2 separate regions of the Homo sapiens genome follow, and region 1 is linked to region 2. Evidence: read pairs that join two places in POLR2A ChIA-PET (ENCODE). Cell type or tissue: MCF 10A. All regions are shown on one strand. Each heading gives the region's core, and the rest is flanking DNA. Links, peaks and the distances in the headings are about the cores only. Region 1 overlaps NFIA (nuclear factor I A). Region 2 overlaps NFIA (nuclear factor I A).

Region 1 (8,345 bases), core at 196-8,195, 84 kb before region 2:
ACATTTTCTTTCTCTCTCTCTCTCTCTCCCACCTCTTTTTTTTTTTTTCTATTGAAGGAGGCCAAATTAGATGGAGTGAAGAGAAAAGTGATTATGGTAACTTTTCCCTTCAGAGAAGTCAAGAGCAAGAGTATTTTTTTCCAATTTCTTAGTAAAACAAAAAATATTTTCTTTCCTTTTTTCTTTTTTGTTTTTGAGACATGGTCTTTCTCTGTCACCCATGCTGGAGTACATTGGTGAGATAATGGCTCGCTGCAGCCTTGACCTCCCAGGCTCAATTGATCCTCCCACCTCAGCCTCCTAGGTAGCTGGGACTACAGGCACACGCCACCACGTAGGGCTAATTTTTGTATTTTTTGTAAAGATAGGGTCTCACCATGTTGCCCAGGCTGGTTGCAAACCACCAGACTCAAGTGATGCTCCTGCCTTAGCTTCCCAAAGTATTGGAATTACAGGCATGAGCCACTGCTCTGGCCAAAGTTATTTTCAAAATACAGTGGTTTTACCCCACCACCCTTAGAGGTAGAAAGAATCTTTGACCCCACCACCCTTAGAGGTAGAAAGAATCTTTGTTGCCGGACAGATTTGTGGTAAATCCTGGTTTCTCACTTTCTGATAAAGAATTAGTCATTTTATTTGTTTGTTTGTTTATTTATTTATTTATTTATTTATTTATTATTGAGACAAGATCTTACTCTGTTTCCCAGGCTGGAGTGCGGTGGTACAATCTCAGCTCACTGCAACCTCCGCTTCCTGGGTTCCAGAAATCTCCCTCCTCAGCCTCCCAAGTAGCTGGGATTACAGGCATGTGCTACTGCACTCAGACTAATTTTTTGTATCTTTAGTAGAGACATGGTTTCACCATGTTGGCCATGCTGGTCTCGAACTCCTGGCCTCAAGTCGTCCGCCCACCTCGGCCTCCCAAAGTGCTACTATTACGGGTGTGAGCCACCGTGCCTGGCTAGAATTAGTCATTTTAAATTCACTGGGGCTGGGCGCAGTGGCTCATGCCTGTAACCCCAGCACTTTGGGAGGCCGAGGTAGGCAGATCACTTGAAGCCAGGAGATCGAGACCAGCCTGGCCAACATGGTGAAACCTCATCTCTGCTAAAAATACAAAAATTAACTGGGTGCCTGTAATCCCAGCTACTTGGGAGACTGAAGCACAAGAACTGCTTGAACCCGGGAGGCGGAGGTTGCAGTGAGCTAAGATCACGTCACTGCACTCCAGCCTGGGCAACAGAGCAAGACTGTCTCAAACAAAACAAAAGAACAAAACTCTCTGGGCTTGATTTCTTAATCTGTAAAACAGAAATAATTCTTAACACATTTGGTTACTCTGAGGATAAAAGTGGAGGAAAAAACATGCAGAGGATAGTCCGGAACTCCCCATGTAGATCCCATTATTAGGTAACTGAGGTACAAGTATCTTAGGCTACTGGTCCGGGCAGGCTTTGCTGAGGGGCTCCGTGCAGCTTGCTGGTGCAGCCGAGCAAATGGGCCTGTAGCCGACTCTTAATCCAGGTTGGTGCTATTCAAAGAGATCATCTTTCACCCGAGGGATTTCTGGGCATCTATTTTGCGGATCAGAAAGTAGAGAAAGAAGGTAACTTTGCCGAAAGCTAGTCTGGGGAGTTAGTAGCTGATACAGATCAGCATTTCCTAACTATGAGATTTCATAATATTCTCTCTTGTCTCGATTCTGAGTCACTGGTGCCTGCTGTGGTGGCATTGTTCATGAACATGTACAGTTATTGGGAAGTGATCTTGTCTTTCCTCCTGCCTTCAGGCACTGCTACCTAAATTACACCCCGACAGATGTATTCCCATTCTTCTTTAAAAGACTATGTCATGAGCTGAACTATTAAGTTTTAAAGTTGATAAGCATCAGGCTAAGCATATTTTTCCTGCCATCTCCCACGGAGGTATAACATTGTTTTCTATACTTAGGGAATTTACCAAAAAAAAAAAAAAAAAAAAAAAAGTTGGTATCTGCTAATGGGTCAAATTAGCAGGATGTTTTGAAAACTCAGTGGAAGAATAGCTCTTCCTGCAGATGCATGACCTGGTAGAAATCCAGACATTGGGCTCCACCAAACTCGAATGATACCCAATAAATGATGAGAGGAATATCCAAAGAGTTAAATGCCATGAGACCACTCACCCCCTAAACTCTAAATCCTTGTATGACCCTGAGACAGGCAGGCAGTAGGGCTGCAAGGCTGAGATAAGTACTGAAAATTGGCCCATATACATTTTGTTTTAACATAGCTCCTTCCTTTACACTTTTCTGTACCCCTGGCCTGAAGGCTCTACAGCTTGTTACATACTGATAGCTAAGTAAATGCAATCAACATTCCATGCTACTGCCTGCAGAAAAACCGAAATTGTTTACTGCCTCCAGGATGTTGGTAAATATCTGGCTGTATTTTTTTTTTTTTTGGCGGGCGGGGGCGGGGGGAGGCAATGGGTAGGAGAAAGCTAGTATACAGTGTCCCAATTTACATTATAAAATGCAAATTTTGTACTCCAGAATAAGAAACAACTTAGAGTAGACCTGTATTGTTCCAAAACTAATGAGAAATTATCATGTTTTCTATGTGTAGAAAAGTTTTCTCTTCGCAATGGCTTTACATATTTTCTGTAGGGAAAAATTCTATTTATAAAATAGCCTGGGATATGGAGAACTCAGTGATAAAAGGGGCAAGAACATTTTCAGATTGTTTTACCCTGCTGGAATGTAGCATGGGAAAGCTCCTTCCAAAAGGCTATTACCTCTGGGCATTCTGGCACAGTTGGGGAGTGAATTGGTAAGATAAAAATGGGACGAAAATCCCTATTTTCTGTTAAATACAAACAGGCTCAGAATGGGGCATCCTGCATTTAGGATTAGAAACTTCATTATACAAAAGCAGGGTGGAGAAACCCTAATTTGACAGCTAACCCAAGAGTGTATGGTGACCACAAGATTAACAGGGGCCAGCAGTGTGACATTGCCATTCAAAAAGCTGGTGCTGTAGTTGGGCTGTGGTCTAACCACAGCTGGGTTTTTTTTTTTTTTTTTTTTTTTGCCCAGTTTTGGGCACAGAATGCTAAGAGGAACGCCAACAGAATGGAGACTCGATGCCAATGAATTGGGAAATCATATTATGTGACGGGCAGTTGAAGAAGGCATGTCTGTAAAATTGAAGAAGAGATTTCTTAGAATGACCTCAGTAACAAGCTTAAATATTTAAGTGTCTGGTGAAAGTAGGGGTGGGATAGTCTCTGATGTGCTACAAGATCGAAGAAGGAGTTAAGTCCTTCTCTAGAGCCTCAAACCCCTGCTCAGCATGAAAAAAACAACAGAAACCCAAGTTAACATCTCCTTGCAATATCTGATCTGTTTTTCCAATACATCTGCTCATCTTGTTTCAAAACAAGTAGCTGTCACCATTCTTAACCCTGTCGTCCAAACCAGAAACCGGGCATCATCTTTGACTGGTCCCCTTTACTCAGGGGGAAAAAAAACCATGTCTTTTAAAGTCAGCGCCTATAATACTGGTCTTTGGTTTATCTCCAATAACTCGATTGTTAACAGCCCTTGAAGGGGAGGCAATACTGTTAAACTTGATAATTTCTAAAGAGTTTTGAGCTATTTAGCACGAAGTGATGCCAAGAAAAAGGAATACTAACATTACTCACAGCAGAGGGAAAAATTTTATATCCTTTCTGAAGGCCAAGGTTAAGTTCTGTGTGACTCAGCACATTGACTTTCTATATGACCCTAAATCCCTTCTATTTCCTGATCTACTTGTCTTGACCTGTTTCATTTCCACACCAAAATAGTTTCATTAACACAGCGATCATGCTCAGGAGATAGTGGCTAACTGATGTAATTAACTGACATGTCAAAGGCTATTGGTTTATTGCATATGCAACTGTCTTTCCTGGTGGGAAGATACAGTTTCTGCTGACATAATAGGTATGCAAACATGCCAAATTGCCCAATAATCTGCCCCCGTGATGGTGAGGTGTTTGCGGCCATTCTACTTACAGGAACAGAATGGCGGATCTGTTACTATGTTCTCCTAAAATGCAGCTGGCCAAAGGTGCTAATTGGTAAACAGTTAAAATAGAAAGAAGAGAAGGCAATTCAGTTTTGGGCCTTAGTGAGTTTTTTTTCCTTTTCTTTCCTTAAAAAAAAAAAATTGTGCTTTTGGCATGCTAATGCATGCATTTAGTCTCTGCAAGAAATTTCCATTTAAGAAAGAATTTAAAAACATGAAGTGCTCAATCCATATCTCCTAAACAACTAAAAAGACTGCAATTTCAAATGAGAAATTATGTTGCAAAGAAGAAAAAAGTTGTTTATTATGGCTCAAAATTTTAATCACCCAAGGGCTGTAAAGTTAAAAATAGACAATTCTGCCTTCTGTTTATGGTAAACTTGGCTGAGTCCCGGCAAATTTCAAAGCTGAACATACTGTATGTTATTTTTGCTTAATTTTAGATTCCACATTTTAAAATTATTTCTTACAAGAAGCATATTTCAGGATATAAACTTAGCCTGAAGAACAGTATTCTTGATTTTTGCCCATATTGAAACTCCTTTGAAAATAGTAAACTATGGTTTTGGGATTTTCCTATTCCCAAGAGTCCAAATGGGTACCTTTCTAAGTCTTTTACATTATGAATGAACACAGGATTATGAAATTGTAAAGGTTACTTTCTGCTCTCTAATTCCTTTACTCGTAATTTTAGTTTTCTTAACGGTATAACTTGATGCAAATATATACACAGTAGATACTAACTTTCACTGAAGTGTTTTCGGGAGGGAGGGGCACTTTACAAGATGTGTTGCCTTTAGTTTTTCCGGTAAGGAGACAGGAAGACACAGACACAGGCTCTTAGGGCACATGGAAAGCGCCTGCCCCTGTGCCAAGAACTTAAGAGAGAGCCGGGGATGGACCCTCCTTGCTGTGGCTCCTGAACAGTGCAGCCTCTCTTCTGATGCACTCACCCTGGCGAGGAGAACCGCTTGTGTGGCGACTGCTTGGCCCAAGAGCGAGTAGGATTGTTGACTCAACTCTCTTCGTGTCTCCTCAGAGAGGAGGAACACCTGGCTTCACCTGTTTACATAACTCTTGTTGATTCTTGTCCCTAAGCTCTTCCAGAATGCTCTTTTGGGCTTTTCCTCAAAAGGTTTTTAGAAGAACAAGCTTTTTGGGGTGGCAAGAAATTTAGGATGGAGATTTTTGTTTTTAACCTATTAGTCAGCGTGGCATCAGAGAACCACATGTGCCCCACAGTCAGTGGCATGCTCAGTAAATATTTGTTGAATATTATTTAAGTGAATGACTGTTTGCTGAAGAACAAGATTTCTCTGATGACCTTGACAAACGTATGTTTGTGATTAAGTTAATCATAGCTACCACTTAGAACTTCTTACTCACTAGACATGTAGCTGAACACTTCATATGTCATTCTGCTTTTTGTTTTTTTAAAGACAGGGTCCCTCCCACTCTGTCACCCAGGCTGGAGTATAGTGGTGCAGTCTCAGCTCATTGCAACCTCTGACCCCCAGGTTCAAGCAGTCCTCCCACCTCAGCCTCCCAGGTAACTGGGGCTACAGGTGTCTGCCACCACACCTGGTTAATTTTTGTATTTTTTTGTACAGATGGGGTTTCACCATGTTGCCCAGGCTGGTCTAGAACTTCTGGACTCAAGTGATCTGCCCACCTTGGCCTCCCAAAGTGCTAGGATTACAGGCATGAGCCACTGTGCCTTGCCTTCATATGTTATTTCTGATCCACTAGGTTTGGAACCTATCCCAGGACACCTGGCCATATAGAGTAGCTATATCGAGTCTATATTCAGCAAGTGCAGGGTAAGCTCTGATTCCATGGTCCTTCCAATATGCCATACCACCGAGGTTGAGAAAGGTGGTGTTAACAGTACCCATACGTTGACATAAGGCCTCTGAGAGGCCAAAGGATATGCCACAGTATTCTTTAAGGTGCTTAAGCCCTTAATCATGAAATGTTTTCCTAGGCCACAGTAAGAATCTACTTAGTTTACACACAATTCTAATAAATCCGGTTATCTGTTTTTCAAATACAAAGCAGATTGATTCATTCAGCAAATATTTTCTGAATACCTATTATGTGCCAAGTAGATTGTTCTAGATACAGTGAACAAAAAAGAATCCTTGCTCTGACAGAGGTGATGTTGCAGATTAATAGATCAGTGGTTCTCAAAAGTGTAGTTCCTGGATCAGTGGCATTAGCATAACATGGGGACTTGTTAGCAGTGCAAATGTTGGTCCCCACCCCCGACTTACTCAGTGAGAAGCTCTAGGGGTGGGGCCTGATTTTAAACAAGCCCTGTAGATGATTATGATGTATGTGAAAGTGTGAGAACCAGTATTCTAGAAGATTTTAAACAATTTGTGTTCCTATGGCAGATAGCTCTCTGGAGAACTTTGTCTCCTGATTCATTCCCAGACTACCGTGTGTGTGTACATGTGAGTGTTGGGGTCTTACCTTATAACGGCATTTAGTGATTGGCAAAGCTCAGATGCTGGGCCTCTATGGGGCAGAGGCACTTGGACATTTGTACCTAAGGATGTGGGCCCTGGAGTTACATGTACCTGAATTCAGATTCTTACTTTGCCAAGCACAGCCACAAGAACTTGGGAGAGTTAGGAAAACTCTCTAAGCCTTAGTTTCTTCATTGTGCAAATGAGGTTGACAGTAATAGGACCATACCTCCATTTGTAGCATGGCTACTTGGTACAAAGAAAATGTCCAGTAACTAGTAACAATTGCTTTTCTCTCTCCAGGATCCAGCACCTGGCCTGGCACAGGGTACATGCTCAGAGAACAAGTCTTTGAAAGAATGGGTAGATGTTTATTTTCCTTTGTATTAGCCATTAGCTCAAGGTCTGCAGCTACTTAATTCCAACCTGGGTCCATTTTTAGCAGAAGAAAAAAGAATAATGGGACTCAGCATCAAGGCGCACCTGACACAGAGTCCTCTTGGAAATGTGTGACCTGCCTCAGTTTAGCCACTGCTTTTACTTCATCCTCATCAGTCAGAGTATGACATTGCCTTCCCCTTTACCTCTTAATTTTGGAATATTTCAAGTGCCTCTAAAATTTTATTTAATTAAGGGGCTTCCAAATCTGCTTGTAGATATTTTATTCTTGAAATGCTTGTGGCATTAATAGTAAATCAGAATCAGACCTCCACCTATTTTGTGCCATTTCAGCACTAAGCCAAGGAGAAAAATTATTGAGGAAATTAATGCTTCCCTTAAGCACAGTAGGAACACGAAGCTAACATACTGCCGTATAACCTGATTTCACTGGTATTCTTTCTGAAATTTTTGTTTTTCTATTTCTATTGCATATTGGACTTCATGGCTAAAACAAAGTGCAATTATGAGGAGGATGTTTTCTCAAAATCTGTAGGGTCTGGTTGGTCACATAACCTTTCAGAAGAAACATTATCTACTGGATGACTTAGATGTTATTCACCAATAGATTATCAAGGTTTATCTCCAGATGTTCATTAATTCACTAAGTATTAATTGAGTATCTACTATGTGCCAAGCATCGTCCTAGGTGCTAAAGATATAGCAGTGAATGAATGGGACAAAAGTCTCTGCCCTCTTGGTATATACTTAGTTACTTTCTTTTTCACACATGGGCATGTGTGTAGGTGTCTCTGGAGTAATGCGTTATATGCAGGTGTTGAGCCTAGGGTGGTGTTGGGTGCATCATGGGCACTCACATGTTAATTTCCTGCACTGTAGATGATTGCTGATTCTCAGTGATATAATCCAGTCAAACCATTTGGCGTTCTTCTGCTTTAAATTTTATTGGTGAGGTTTAACTCTTCATTAATGAACGCTGTCACATTTTCTCTCTTCTCTGACATGTCCTGGTGCCCTGGGTTTGTGGGGTCAAGTCACTGCCGATTTAATTCAACTCTTCTTTGTATGACTACAAGTCCTGTGTTTTAGTTTCCTATTGCTGCTGTAAAAAATCAACATGAACTTAATGGTTTACAGTAACACAGATCTATTCCCTGATAGGTCTGGAGGTGGGGAGTCTCAAATCCAGTGTTACTGGGCTGAAATGAAGGTGTTCCGAGGACTGGTTCCTTCTGTAGGCTCCAGGGGAGAACCTGTTCCTTGGGCCTTCCAGCATCTAGAGGCTGGCTCTTCACTGCATCACTGCATTTGAGCTCCGCTTCCTTCTCCTGGACCTTTGACCCTCCTGCCTCCCACTTAAGGAGCCTTCCAGTTGCATCATTGGGCCTGCCTGAATAATCCAGGGTAATCTGTCTACCTCAAGATC
Region 2 (8,345 bases), core at 212-8,211:
TTGGGCTTCAAAAGCACTCTGAACTCTGTACAACATTTTTGTTCACAAATTTTCTCTAAAACAAGATACTTTTAAAATAAGTTATGTTAAACACTATCACTATATGAAGTTTTAAAGTGATCTACGTGTTTTAAGTTTTACTGTAGAAATGGATAGTGTGGGCTCTTTGTTATGGAGAAGTTTAAAAAGTTTTACGGTTTTCTTACACATATTTTAAATTTAGTTGGCAGAAGCAACACCTTTAAAGAATATTCTCATAGCAATGATGTAAAATATTAAATCTAAGTCCAAGAGTATCCAGTTGCAAAGAAAGTCAAGTAATTTGCATTATGTTTCTAAGGTTTCCGTTATACCGTTTAGAGTCTTGCAGTTGGGTTTCTATGTACCTTGCCTTTTCTCCTCATTAGCATATTTTCAACCTGTTTGTTTTCATTCTTGAATCATCTGTTACATGCAGATGTATTCAGCTCTAGTTTCCCATTTTGGGGTGAATGTTACCAGGAGTTTAAAGGTTGAGTCCTTATAGTCTTTCTTTAACTTAGGAAAAGAAGAGAATTGAGCCCTGAGAGCTGAGAGGTATAGTTTCAAACTTACTAACTTTAATGATGGGTATTTAGAGTCAGTACCACATCTGGTAAAAAGCTAGATTCTGTTTTGCTAAAGTATAGGTAAAACACTGTTATGCTGAAATAATGCTTTATAGAACTTTAAAAATGTGATTCAATTAGAATACTCCTTTAGAGTAGGTTTTAAGACAGAATTCAACCTTCATATATGTAAGATATGTATATCTCCAGTGAGCTCTCATTTATTATATATATGCTACAGTGACATAAATAATTCCAAGTCTGGTATTTCCTTTATAAATATACTTTTCATGTGCAGTTTTATACAAAGACTGAAATGAAACAGATTTCTGAGGCTATACAAATGTTTTTTCTTGAGGAAGAAATGATTACTTATTAAAATGGCTTCACAATTTAAACCAAAATAACTTTTTTTTGTTTCTGCTCTGAAATTTTTTTGAAGGGAAAAAATGTTGCCGAATGTTTACACTAACATTCATTTTTACCCATATGCTTTAAATCTGTGTATTTGTTTAACCAAATATTGTTTATTTTTAGAACTGTTTAATCTTTCTTTTTAACTGGAATTTTTTAACAGCAGTTCTTTGAAAATTAAATTGAATAAAATTTCACTATTTAAAGAACATTTTCTTTAGGAGTTTTAACCAAGAAGTAAATCATTTATTACCATTAGGTGAGACTACTCTTTGGCCAGGAAATAGAGACCAGAAGCAAAAATAAAATAGAGCAAATGTTTACCAGGAAAATGTGTTGTAATCCAAGCATATTCTTGTGTCATTTTTTTAAAAAAAGTAGCTTTAATGAAAGGTGTCACATGCAGCTATGAGTAGAAGAACCTTTCCCTGTACTTTGCAAGGAGACAAAATATGGATTTTGATGGACCTGTACAAACTTACAGTTTTTCAGGTTTCATAAAGGGAATTGAGAATATAAAATGAGACTACTTGGAAACTCCACAAATTTTAACTTATTTTTAGAATATAAGATAAACATTTCAAATTATATTTTAAAAATTTTATGATCACTTGTTGACTTTCTCTGAGATTCCACGATTCCAGAATTGTTTTTTTGTAAATATTTTGTCTGAATGTGGAATTCTCATTTGATAATAAACAGTAATTTTATTTAGAATGATAGCTATCCTCCACCTCTTCTCTGTATTTCTATTTATTAAAATTTACATTTTCTAATTGGACAACTCTGTGACCAAAATCTAGATCATTAGGGTGCTAAATTCTATTAACAAATACTTTGAGGTTTTCTGAGGATATCAACTAAAACTTCATCTCAGAAACCTTCTAGAAAAATTAAATTTTGTTTTAAATAATTAAAACCCATATTCAGAAACCAGCCTGTTTGAAAACTGACCTCTCTATTTACATATTACCAGAGGGTTCTTGCCTAATATGAAGAAAAAAGCTTGTGTTAGAGTTGGGTTTTATTTGGAGGTGGGGAGGACTTTTAATGCTGATAAGATAGAATTTTACTTATTGAGATACATACAGTAAGGTCAGTTAGACACTGTGTTTAAAATAGGGAAATTATTACTTAGTTTTTAATATTAGTTTAATATTTAAAAATTAGTTTTAAAAATATATTTAAAATTAGTTTATTGTCTTGAACTTAACTTTTCAATTTAATTTTAAACAAGTTTACTTAAGTCTAACTTTTAAAAGCTCAAGTTAATATTAGCCAAAATATACTTCTTAATGCTTATCTCTTATGCTCCATAGAAAAAAGTGTGCTTTTTTGGTGAATTAAGATTTAAATATGTATGCATACTGTTGTCTCTCTTGGAGAGAGTCATGACGCACATTAATATATTAGAGGGTCTGAGAACTTTGTTTAAACTAGCAGTAGCCAAATTTATTTGTCAGTGGAATCCTTTTTTCATGCAACCCCCATTAACCTCCCAAAACACACTTTGAGAAATTATGCCCTTAGCCTTTTCTCTGCTTTTGAGTGAAGAAACTTATTCTGATTCAGTCCTGTTGGTGTAAAAATCATCTTCCTGCTGACCCTTCTGTTTATCTGAAGCCCTTAAAAATTAATAACGCTCTAGTCTCCATTTGGTACCAAGTGCCTGGTGGTGGGGGACTCTGTCTCAGAAGCAGTGATACTTGATTCAGTTGTCTCACCTCCTCTACTCATCTATCCAGTCCATTGCAATTTACTCTAAGTACTTCAAACTGTGTCCTTGGAAGACAGAGTTGCCTGGAGCTATTCCAAGTTGGCAAAGGGATGTTCTAATAAAGCTCTTAAGTGGTACTACTTGCTGATCAAGAGCAGAGGATAAGGGTGTTGAAAATGTGATGCTGCAAAGGTCATTTCATGAGGCACTAAAGTCCATTTTTAAAAGGTCTCCACTCCTTTCACCCCATAATTTTGAGTATTGGAAAGATTTACTAATGAAGCTCTTTGCTGTGTTATCCCTGCCAAGAAACAGACTTTAAAAATATATTATTTTCCAGATTCATGACATAGGAATCTATTGAACCCTTCCACCTTAAGTTTGCTCCATTCCTCAAAATGTGTTTCTATCACTTATATATTTTGTTTTTTGTTTTTTTAAAAAACAAAAAAAAAAGTCTGTGAGAAGGAAATTGATTTGAAGGTTTTAGCCTAAAACACAGTAAATACTCAATGTAAAGCCATTACATGAGTTTTTATGTCCATAGTACTTTTTTTTTTTTGAGACTGAGTCTCGCTTTGTTGCCAGGCTGGAGTGCAGTGGCCCAATCTCAGCTCACTGCAACCTCTGCCTCCCGGGTTCAAGTGATTCTCCTGCCTCAGCCTCCTGAGTAGCTGGGACTACAGGTGCATGCCACCATGCCCAGCTAATTTTTGTATTTTTAGTAGAGACGGGGTTTCACCATGTTGGCCAGGATGGTCTTGATCTCTTGACTTTGTGATCCGCCTGCCTCGGCCTCCCAAAGTGCTGGCATTACAGCTGTGAGCCATCGCGCCCAGCTCGTACTTTTTTTTTTTTTTTTTTTGCATGTGAAAGAGATGGAGCAACTATAGCAGGAAATTTTATTTTGTATCACCAAAAGGAAGTTTGCTTGTTCGTATCTACGATTGACATCTTCAGTACTTGCTGAATAAGCACAAATGATTCCTTTTCTATCGCAATATATATGTTTGCATCTACCTAAGAGATTTTAGATTTGTGAGTGTATGGAGCCCTCATTAGTATGAGAGATTAATTTATTTCAGTGTTTGAGCTGTTACTGAGCTTAAAATCTTAAAAAACACACACAATACAACACCAGCTCTGTAATCTTTTTACCGAGTAGACTATAATAATTCCAGAAGATTTAACATAGTTTATTAGATGAATGGCTTGCAACTTTAAGGGACCATAAACTTATATTTAAAAATTATCATAAGTAAAACAGGATTCTGACAGTAATGCATGTAATCTAATTCACTAATGTATCAGTTGTGAATACTTTTTAGATATCCAGTAAACTAAAATGAAACAGTGGACATACAACAAACATGTGTAACAGAAGAAAACCCAACTTTAGAAGAAAGTAGTATTTGTGTAATATTTAATGTGGTACGATAGTAGTAGCATTACAAGATTAGTGATCAGCTGGGGTTATTAAACCAAAGTTTGCCTCATGCTGTCGACGTTAAGCAGCCACTTGGTAAAGCCTGGGAAGTAACATGTGCCTCAACAGTTAGCACTTAAAGACTGTGTTTTAACGAGTCTCCAGATATGTATTTACATGATAGACCATACTAACACCTTTTAGTGTTATCTGTCAATCAAGATTTCATAATATTCCTTTACAAAATGTATCTGCTGTCCACATCCATTATCCTACTCTACTTACTTTGTATTTTTATGTATTTATTAGGAATTCATAGTCACCTGACCTCTTGGCAGCCATCCCTAAACTTCACATTAACCCTGCTTCTCAGGGATTGCAGGGGTCATTTTAACCCCCATGAACCTGAAAGGTCCAAATAATTCAGTCCAAAGATGGTTGAAAAGGGATCTGCAAAGTCTCCTCCCACAAAGAAATGCTTTATTTCATGCATTTGGCAACCAACCCCTCCCATCTTTTTATTTTTATTTTTATTTTTGGTAAAGGGATTTTACATCAGACAGATATTATTAAAAAATTTTATTTAACACTCAGACACATTTTATTCTAAAACGAATGCTTGCTCAAGAGTCTAAGAAGGCTTCATGGGAAGAGCAAAGCAATCTAAGCCATATGTATTGGGCAGGTTGCCAGTTGTTTGCCAATATGCCCAAGCCACCTGGCTGTGCATTCAGCCAAGTATGCCATTCCGACCAGCCAGCTTTAACCTCCCGGCTGCTTTTCAGCACTTAGGAAACTCCAAAGGCCTGGGAGCTGCACTTCATTTCTCCCATGCCAATAGTTTTCACTTATACAAACTGCACAGCTACACTGACCGGTAACTCTCAAACGCCCATTTTGAATGAGCTCTCCTTTTGTTTAAAGCACCATTCACTGGTGTTGAACCAGTGCCATAAGATGAGTCTGGAGATAGCAGACTGAAACCTTTACCCATATGCCATAGACAGACACTTTGACTGACAAGCAGCATTTTTTTCCCAAGCCTGTAGCGACAGGGTTTTGTGATTCTGGTTTGCTGAGATTTGGATTGGCTTTATTTGCCGCTGGTTTCAATTTTATTTTGGGTGGTTCTAACTTTTAAATGTTTGGAAACGTTTGTTCATTTGATTTTCCCTTTTTGTTTAGTTTAGAAATTGGTTGAGCTGTTTCATAATTTATCAAGCTTGATTTCATAATCTTTGGCAATCTAGGTCAGGAATCATGCAGAACAGGCACGATTTGATGATGGGATCTTGAAGACTGATTCGTTCTTTTTAAAAGTCACGATAGAGAAAGCTTTACTCCTGAAAGGCGGTATTCTTTCTTTCATCAGGGCGTAAAAATTATATAATGCCTTGTTTCCCTTTTTGCCTTGGCTCCCAAGAAACTCAGAGATAAGTTTAATTCTTAACCTTGGTGAATATTTCAGCCTAAGTTTTTGCCCCCACTACTTCTCTAACCCCTGCAGTTTTTGTTCATGTTTTTCTTCTTTTATGGACTTAAATGTGTATGTGTGCTAATTTACTATATGTTTATGAACCATCTCAAATTATTTTTGGAAGGTAGATGAAGTAACCAGTAAGTAAATAAAACTTCAGATTAGAAACTTTAGTCTATTCCTAATTAAAATCTTTAAGTGGCCTTGTCTGGTATCATAAGCAGGTGTTTCAGATTCATTATCTCAGGTTTTAAATGAGGAAAGCTGTGAATATTTAAGCCTAGAAGTTTCATTATTATAAATTTTTGTGCTAGCCTTTGGACTGACCAATTTATTATTTTCTATCACTATTGTGGTCTGTACATTCTCAAGTTGATGCCATTTCCCTCTTCCCGGCTCAATGACCACTATCTCTCAGATCTTGAAGATCTGTTTTGGCTTGGTTCCAATTTAATCAGTCTGAATGGATCCTATTGAGTAACTTGACTCATTCACCCTGCTAAAGAGAGTCTGAATACACTATTTCTGAAGGTTTTTTTAAACCTATTATAATGTTCTTTTTTATTAGAATTGTCAGTCATTTCAGGAAAAACATGTGATCTGTATGTAAGTGTGTTTTGAGAGTCCATTTTTCATCCCATTAATAAGACCCATTCGAATTGTAGCATTTTGGCCAAAGTCCTGTGACACACTCAACAAAGCCGTGAGCAAGGTGGAGTTGCACCAGCTCACAAGATGGATAGACAGAGCTGGGGGAAGTGTCCCAGCGGGTTTTTGCAGTCTGTCAGAGGAGCTGCAGCTGTAACCACCCATCTGTGCATCCTTGGCTTGGACTGGGCTTCAGTATTGAACACTTACCCTGAAGAAAGATGTTCAAAGAAATGGATGGTGTGGCTCAAATAATAATGGCCAAAATGTGACAGGGTTAATGTTGGAAGAGAAAAACTATTATGTTCCAGAAACTATGAGATTTAGCTTTTTGGCATTTCTAAAATTTTAAAATTTCTGCAGTATTCAATTCATTCATTCATTTTGTTTTTTTCTGGACCTGGTAGAAATACTGGGCTTTCTGTATTTTTTAAAAAAAATGTGTACATGAAGGTTTTCGGTGTAATGTTAAATCCAAAAGAATCCTGAAGATCATATTAGTAGTATTTTCCCTGATTTATGTTTATATCTTATGATTTAAGCTTTCTTCGTTAGGCAGCCACATTGTATGTCTTTGCTCTCTAATGTTTATTATCTCCTCATTTATTCTGAGATATAAATTTTTCTTTTGAAAACATTTGAGTGCAACAATAAGCTCAATAATCCTGAACAAAGAAAAGACTATTAATTATTTGTGCCTTTAAAGGTTAATTATTTCAACCTTAAAAGAATCTTATAAGAACCCATTAATAAAAAAGAATGCAAATATATTGCCCAAAAAAATACACAAATTATTGTCTTTCATATAGGGGAGGAAATAAATATGTTTCATCTGAATTGTCTGAAGTAAGTCATGAATGGAGTCAGGGTAAAAGAAAAAAAAAAAGCAACGTAATTTTTTCCTTTATTGGAACCAAATTTCTTAATTCCTCTGTACAAATCAACTTGACCATTTTATTGAACTAAAAAGCATAAAATATAAGATCACGTTAAAGATATTCTTAGAAAGATAAATTACTATGTCATTTTTCTCAATATAACCCGCAAATTACTCAGTCATATATTCTGAAAATAAATATCTTTTGTATTTATGCTTGAAATTTTGTGATATATTTATAGTGCAGTGAATTTTTCATCCCATCTCTCAAATATTTTCTCATGTACATAGGCCTCCAAAACATCATTGTTGCTCTAGGTAAGATCTTAGGAAATGTTTTATTAAAATTTCTTGTATTTGATTTTGTTTGATAAGCTCAAACAAAAATGGAATGTGAAACTAGATGTCATCTCAAAGAGAAATCAATATTGGTTCATTTATTGAATGCCTACTATGCTAGGTGCTATAAGAATCCCATCCTTGCTCTGTGATCAAAGTCTGATTGAATCAGGAGCTGTGTGTCTTTCCTTCCTCCCCAACATGCATTTATTGCCTTTTCATTCAAATTTTAAATATTTTAAATGTTGACTTTTCTACAAAAATCTGGGATACAGGTGTGAAAACCTTACTAAAAATCATGTGGAACAAAAAGAATTTGATACAATTTAGCATTGATTCCAAATTTTTTAAAACCAGTAACAAAGGAGAATAGTATCCTTAACAGGATAAAATTATCTATGTCATGTCAACAGAAGGAATCATACTGAATTGTGAAATATTGGAATCATCTCCCCTAAGATCAGGAAGAAAACAAAGATGGCTGCTATCACCATTATTATTTAATGTTCTTCTAGAAGTTTTGGACAATGTCATATTATATGACTTAGAAATAAGAATTATAACTATCTGAAAGGAAGAAATGAAATTATCACTATTTGGAAATGATAGAATTATCTACCTAGACAAAAGGTTTAATTAAAAAACATTTGGAATTAATAAGAAAATTTAGCAGAAGATCTAGTTAAAAGATAAACATCCCAAAGCCAAAAATTGTGTTATATAATCATCTCCAATAAGAAGCTGTGACAGAAAAAAGATCTCATTCAGGAGAGCAATAAAAAACAGAATATCTAGAAATAACCTTAAAATAATTTGACAGTAATTTGATGGAAAGACCTACTGTGAAGTGGGTGTTCTGA

Evidence for each region. Peaks named below come from ENCODE experiments on the same cell type or tissue, not always from the same donor. Only the 100,000 strongest peaks of a DNase experiment are listed, where the experiment ranks them.
Region 1: POLR2A ChIA-PET joins it to region 2 with 17 read pairs; 5 of 35 experiments call an interaction of 5 or more read pairs at or near these places.

The regions. Positions count from the first base shown.
Region 1 is chr1:61,137,919-61,146,263 of GRCh38, forward strand. The region is part of intron 2 of NFIA (nuclear factor I A); the gene reads left to right. Among named protein-coding and RNA genes, the nearest start is that of NFIA, 60 kb to the left of the region's middle. RefSeq lists an enhancer at 3,669-3,813 and a cis regulatory region at 3,736-3,746. In MCF 10A, for the core only: no CTCF peak of the experiment used is centred there; DNase peaks (open chromatin) are centred at 1,653, 3,113 and 3,873.
Region 2 is chr1:61,221,990-61,230,334 of GRCh38, forward strand. All of the region lies in intron 2 of NFIA (nuclear factor I A), which reads left to right. Among named protein-coding and RNA genes, the nearest start is that of NFIA-AS1, 27 kb to the right of the region's middle. In MCF 10A, for the core only: no CTCF peak of the experiment used is centred there; a DNase peak (open chromatin) is centred at 4,862.